Regions from separate parts of the Homo sapiens genome. Here region 1 is linked to region 2. A link is an interaction called in ENCODE POLR2A ChIA-PET data of the cell type or tissue named here. Cell type or tissue: IMR-90. All regions are shown on one strand. Each heading gives the region's core, and the rest is flanking DNA. Links, peaks and the distances in the headings are about the cores only.

Region 1 (2,911 bases), core at 198-2,697, 210 kb before region 2:
AGTTTTCCTGGGAGGCACCCCGGGTACCTCAGTTTTCTGCTCAGCCCTGGAGCCCTGGGGACCAGCAGATGCTCACAGCTTTCTACCTAGGATATTTTATAATGTCTGACTCTTTTATAATGAGCATGGATTGCTTTTATAATGAGAAAAAAAGCAATATAGCTGTTTTATGTGTAGGGGGAGGGCCGTGGGAAGAGGAAAAGCCAGCAGGCAATGTCACAGCTGGGAATGCTGATGTCTCCTGGCAGGGCTGAAAATCACCTCCCCTAGCCCGCTACAGAGCCAGCAGTGGGGACAGGGAGGAGCACACACCCTTCCACACTTGTATGGTTCTAGGCTCAGACAGATTCACATTTGGGGCCGCCTACCCACCCCCACCATAGGTGGAAGTTGAGGCTGGGGAGAGAAGAAGTAACATTTTGGGCCCTGTTTTGTGCCCAGCACTGAGCTAGACACTATTGTATCTTGTTTATTCCTGTAGCAATTCTGTGAGGGGCAATTACTAATTTCATTTTAGAGAAAAGAAATCAAGGTTCAGAGAGGCTCACTAACTTGCTTAAGATCACACAGTAAGGGATGCGGGCAGGACCCAAGCCCAGGTCAGCCTGAAGGCCGTGCCCTCTCCCCTGAACCATTCTACTTCCTCAGGGACTGAGTGAGTTGAGATTGACAGGGTGTCACCTCTGGGCTAGTGGTGGCCAAGTGTATTAGTCTGTTCTCACACTGCTAATAAAAACATACCTGAGACTGGGTAACTTAGAATGAATAAAGGTTTAATTGACTGAGAGTGCCACATGGCTGGGGAGGCCTCACAATCATGGTGGAAGGCAAATGAGGAGTAAAGTCACATCTTACATGGTGGCAGGCAAGAGAGTTTTTGCAGGGGAACTCCCATTTATAAAAGCATCAGAACTCGTGAGACTTATTCACCACCACGAGAACAGTATGGGGAAAATCACCCCCATGATTCAATTACCTCCACCTGGCCCCACCCTTGACACATAGGGATTATTATAATTCAAGGTGATATTTGAGTGGAGACACAGCCAAACCATATCATTCCACCCCTGGCCCCTCCGAAATCTCCTTTCCTCACATTTCAAAACCAATCATGCCTTCGCAACAGTCCCCTAAAGTCTTAACTCGTTTCAGCATTAACTCAAAAGTCCACAGTCCAAAGTCTCATCTGAGACAAGGTAAGTCCCTTCCGCCTATGGGCCTGCAAAATCAAAAGCAAGTTAGTTACTTCCTAGATAAAGTGGGGTACAGGCATTGGATAAATACACCTGTTCCAAGTGTCAGAAATTGTCCAAAATAAAAGGACAACAGGTCCCATGCAAGTCTGAAATCCGTGGGACAGCCAAATCTTAAAGCTCCAAAATGATCTCCTTTGACTCCATGTCTCATATCTAAGGTCATGCTGATGCAAGAGCTGGATTCCTACAGCCTTGGGCAGCTATGCTCACAGCTGTGTAGCCACAGCTATGCTCCTGTGGCTATGCTCCCACAGCCTTGGGCAGCTTTGCTCCAGTACAGCTCCCCCACCCCCACCCCATCCTGCCTGCTTTCACAGGCTGGCATTGAATATCTGTGGCTTTTCCAGGTGCACAGTGCAAGCTATCAGTGGATCTACCATTCTAGGGTCTGGAGGACAGTGGCCCTTTTCTCAGAGCTCTACTAGGCAGTTCCACAGTGGGAACTCTGTGTGGGGCTCTAACCCCACATTTCCCTTCTGCACTGACCTAGCAGAGGTTCTCCATGAGGGCTCTGCCCCTACAGCACAACTCTGCCTGGACATCCAGGCATTTCCATACATCCTCTGAAATCTAGGTGGAGGTTTCCAACCTCAATTCTTGACTACTGTGTAACCACAGGCTCAACACCACGTGGAAGCTGCCAAGGTTTGGTGCTTGCACCCTCTGAAGCCATAGCCCAAGCTGTACCTTGGCCCCTTTTAGCCACTGGAGCAGCTGGGATGCAGTGCACCAAGTCCCTAGGCTGCACACTGCAGGGAGGCCCTGGGCCTAGCCCACAAAACCATTTTTTCCTGCTAGGCCTCTAGGACTGTAATGGGAGGGGTTGCCTTGAAGGTCTCTGACATGTCCTGGAGACATTTTCTCCATTGTCTTGGTGATTAACATTTGCCTCCTCCTTACTTATGCAAATTTCTGCAGCCAGCTTGAATTTCTCCCCAGAAAATGGGTATTTTTTCTATTGCATCATCAGGCTGCAAATTTTCCAAATTTTTATGCTGTTGTTCCCCTTGAACACTTTGCTGCTTAAAAATTTCTTCCCCTAGATAACCTAAATCATCTCAAATTCAAAGTTCCACAGATCTCTAGGGCAGGGGCAAAATGCCAATATTCTCTTTGCATAGCAAGAGTGACGTTTACCCTGGTTCCCAATAAGTTCCTCATCTCCATCTAGACCACCTCAGCCTGGACTTTATTGTCCATATCACTATCAACATTTTCGTTAAAGCCATTCAGCAAGTCTCTAGGAAGTTCCAAACTTGCCCACATCTTCCTGTCTTCTGAGCCCTCCAAGTCTCTAGGAAGTTCCAAACTTTCCCACTTTTTTCTATCTTCTTCTGAGCCCTTCAAACTGTCCAATGGGGCAGGAGAATAGGGCCTGGAGGCAGGGAACATAAGGCTGATCCATGCTGACTTCTTAGAACTAAATCAAATGGAAGCACTTCAGCAATGACAGAAATGTGAATGGCTTTGTAACTTCACTTCATCCTCTCCATTTACACCATTTACACTTTGTAACTTAACATTCATCTTCTCCATTTCCGTAGCCCACACACTCCAAGTAACATCCTCTCCATTTACACTTTGTAACTTCACATTCATCCTCAGTATTCACACAGATCACACACGCCAAGTAACATCATCTTCATTTATATAGG
Region 2 (2,911 bases), core at 102-2,601:
AAGTGCTGGGATTACAGGCATGAGCCACCACACCTAGCCAGTGTAGCAAATGTCCCTTTTTTTTTTTGAGCAACCATGCTTACTGCATTTTAATGTAATCAATCAGTTTTTTTTTTTTTAAAGATATACAGTCTTGTTATGTTGCCCAGGCTGGTCTTGAACTACTGGGCTTAAGCGATTCTTCCACCATGGCCTCAAGTGATTCTCATTTCTCAGCCTCCCAAGTAGCTTGGTGGTATGTACCACCAAACCCAGCTGTTTTTTTTTTTGTTTTTTTGAAATGGAGTCTCGCTCTGTCACCCAGGCTGGAGTGCAGTGTCGCAGTCTCAGCTCACTGCAACCTCTGCCTCCCGGGTTCAAGGGATTCTCCTGCCTCAGCTTCCCAAGTAGCTGGGATTACAGGTGCCCACCACAATGCCCAGCTAATTTTTGTATTTTTGGTAGAGACGGGGTTTCACCACACTGGCCAGGCTGGTCTGGAACCCCTGACCTCAAGTGATCCACTCACCTCGGCCTCCCAAAGTGCTGGGATTGCAGACATGAGCCACCACGCCTGGCCTAAAAACAACATTATTAATGTTTTTTTTTTTGAGGTGGAGTCTCGCACTTTCGCCCAGGCTGGAGTGCAGTGGCGCGATCTCGGCTCACTGCAAGCTCTACCTCATGGGTTCACGCCATTCTCCTGCCTCAGCCTCCTGAGTAGCTGGGACTACAGGTGCCTGCCACCACGCCTGGCTAATTTTTTGTATTTTTAGTAGAGATGGGGTTTCACCGTGTTAGCCAGGATGGTCTCAATCTCCTGACCTTGTGATCCGCCCACCTTGGCCTCCCAAAGTGCTGGGATTACAGGCGTGAGCCACCGCGCCCAGCCTAATAAATTTATAAAGTAATCTCTCTCTCTCTTTTTTTTTTTTTTTTTTTTTTTGGAGCTGGAGTTTCACTCTTTTTGCCCAGGCTGGAGTGCAATGGCACGATCTCGGCTCACTGCAACCTCTGCTTCCCAGATTCAAGGGATTCTCCTGTCTCAGCCTCCCAAGTAGCTGGGATTACAGATGTGTTCCACCACACCGGGCTAATTTTGTATTTTTAGTAGAGGTGGGGTTTCACCATGTTGGCTAGGCTGGTCTCGAACTCCTGACCTTACATGATCCGCCCACCTCGGCCTCCTGAAGTGTTGGGATTGCAGGTGTGAGCCATGGCCCCTGGCCTTTTTTTTTTTTTTTTTTTTTTTTTTTTTTTTTTTTGAGACAGGGTCTCCCTCTGTCACCCAGGCTGGAGTACAGTGGCAAGATCCCGGTTTACTGCAACCTCCGCCTCCCGGTTTCAAGCAATTCTCCTGCGTCAGCCTCCTGAGTAGCTGGGATTACAGGTGCACAGCCCAGCTAATTTTTGTATTTTTAACAGAGACAGGATTTCATCATATTGCCCAGGCTGGTCTTGAACTCATGAGCTCATGCAATTCACCCACCTTGGCTTCCCATAGTGCTGGGATTACAAGTGTGAGCCATCGTGGCTGCCCTAGTAGAAAGTCTTAAAGAAGTATTAAACATATACTAGCACCTAACTGAGACTTTTTCCTTATATCAGTTTTAGTTTATATCTTGTATACATATCTCTTATAATCATTTTGTAAACCATGAATAGTATATATCCCCTGCTTTGGGAAACACTGTGGTGCTATACTATTTTATTAATGTTGTTCAGCTACCTGGAGTATCTGAAGACCTAGCACAGGTTTTACCATTCACCTCCTCCAAAGGGGAGAGGATATACTTAAAGGGGCTAACTTTGAAAATATGGGCTATTTCCTTCCCTTCTCTGTTACTCCTTCCCTCTCTCTGCTCTTCCTCCAACCACTTTCCTCCCTTCCTCCCTCCCTGGCACTCTCAAGAAAAAAAGGCCATTATGTAGATGATAGTTGGAAATTGCTAGAAGGGGTCACATAATTGTGGATTCTTGTATCCGGTGCACAGTTGTCACCCAGGGATTTCCCTCCATTGGCCTTCTGGAGATTTCCTTCGCTTCTTTCCTATGCTGGATGTCCCGTTTCCTATATCCTAAGTCTTTCTCTTGCTATATTCCTGTAACAAATCCCTTGAGAAAGGAATTACGGGCCAGGCGCGGTGGCTCAAGCCCGTAATCCCAGCATTTTGGGAGGCCGAGGCGGGTGGATCACCTGAGATCAGGAGTTTGAGACCAGCCTGGCCAACATGGCGAAACGCCATCTCTACTAAAAAAAAAAAAAAAAATTAGCCAGGCGTGGTAGTGTGTGCTTGTAGTCCCAGCTACTCGGGAGGCTGAGGCAGGAGAATCGCTTGAACCTGGGAGGCGGAGGCTGCAGTGAGCAAGGTCATGCCACTGCACTCCAGCATGGGTGATAGAGCAAGACTCATCTCAAAAAAAAAAAAAGAGAGAAAGGAATCATGGAGGTTCAAATTTTTGTAATCATGAATGTCAGAAAATATCTCTCTAGTTCTGTCCCTCACTGATAGTTTTGCTGATTATTGTAAATTGGAGATAGTTTTCCTTCAGAATCTAGGAGGCTTTGCTCCATTATGTCTTCTAGTGTTGTTGAAGAGTTTGAAGTCATTCGGATTCCTGATTTTTTTTGTTTTTTTTTTTTTTTTTGAGAGAGTTTTTACTCTTGTTGCCCTGGCTGGAGTGCAATGGCACAATCTTGGCTCACTGCAATCTCTGCCTCCTGGGTTCAAGGGATTCTCCTGCCTCAGCCTCCCAAGTAGCTGAGATTACAGGTGCGCACCACCACACCCAGCTAATTTTTGTATTTTTTAGTAGAGACAGGGTTTCACCATGTTGGCCAGGCTGGTCTTGAACTCTTGACCTCATGATCCGCCCGCCTCGGCTTCCCAAAGTGCTGGGATTACAGGCGTGAGCCACTGCGCTGGGCCTG

What was found. Peaks named below come from ENCODE experiments on the same cell type or tissue, not always from the same donor. Only the 100,000 strongest peaks of a DNase experiment are listed, where the experiment ranks them.
Region 1: POLR2A ChIA-PET joins it to region 2 with 8 read pairs; 4 of 35 experiments call an interaction of 5 or more read pairs at or near these places.

Annotation. Positions count from the first base shown.
Region 1 is chr3:12,845,301-12,848,211 of GRCh38, reverse strand. No RefSeq gene overlaps it. Among named protein-coding and RNA genes, the nearest start is that of RPL32, 5.2 kb to the right of the region's middle. In IMR-90, for the core only: no CTCF peak of the experiment used is centred there; a DNase peak (open chromatin) is centred at 1,451.
Region 2 is chr3:12,633,652-12,636,562 of GRCh38, reverse strand. The region is part of intron 1 of RAF1 (Raf-1 proto-oncogene, serine/threonine kinase); the gene reads left to right. Among named protein-coding and RNA genes, the nearest start is that of RAF1, 29 kb to the left of the region's middle. In IMR-90, for the core only: no CTCF peak of the experiment used is centred there; no DNase peak of the experiment used is centred there.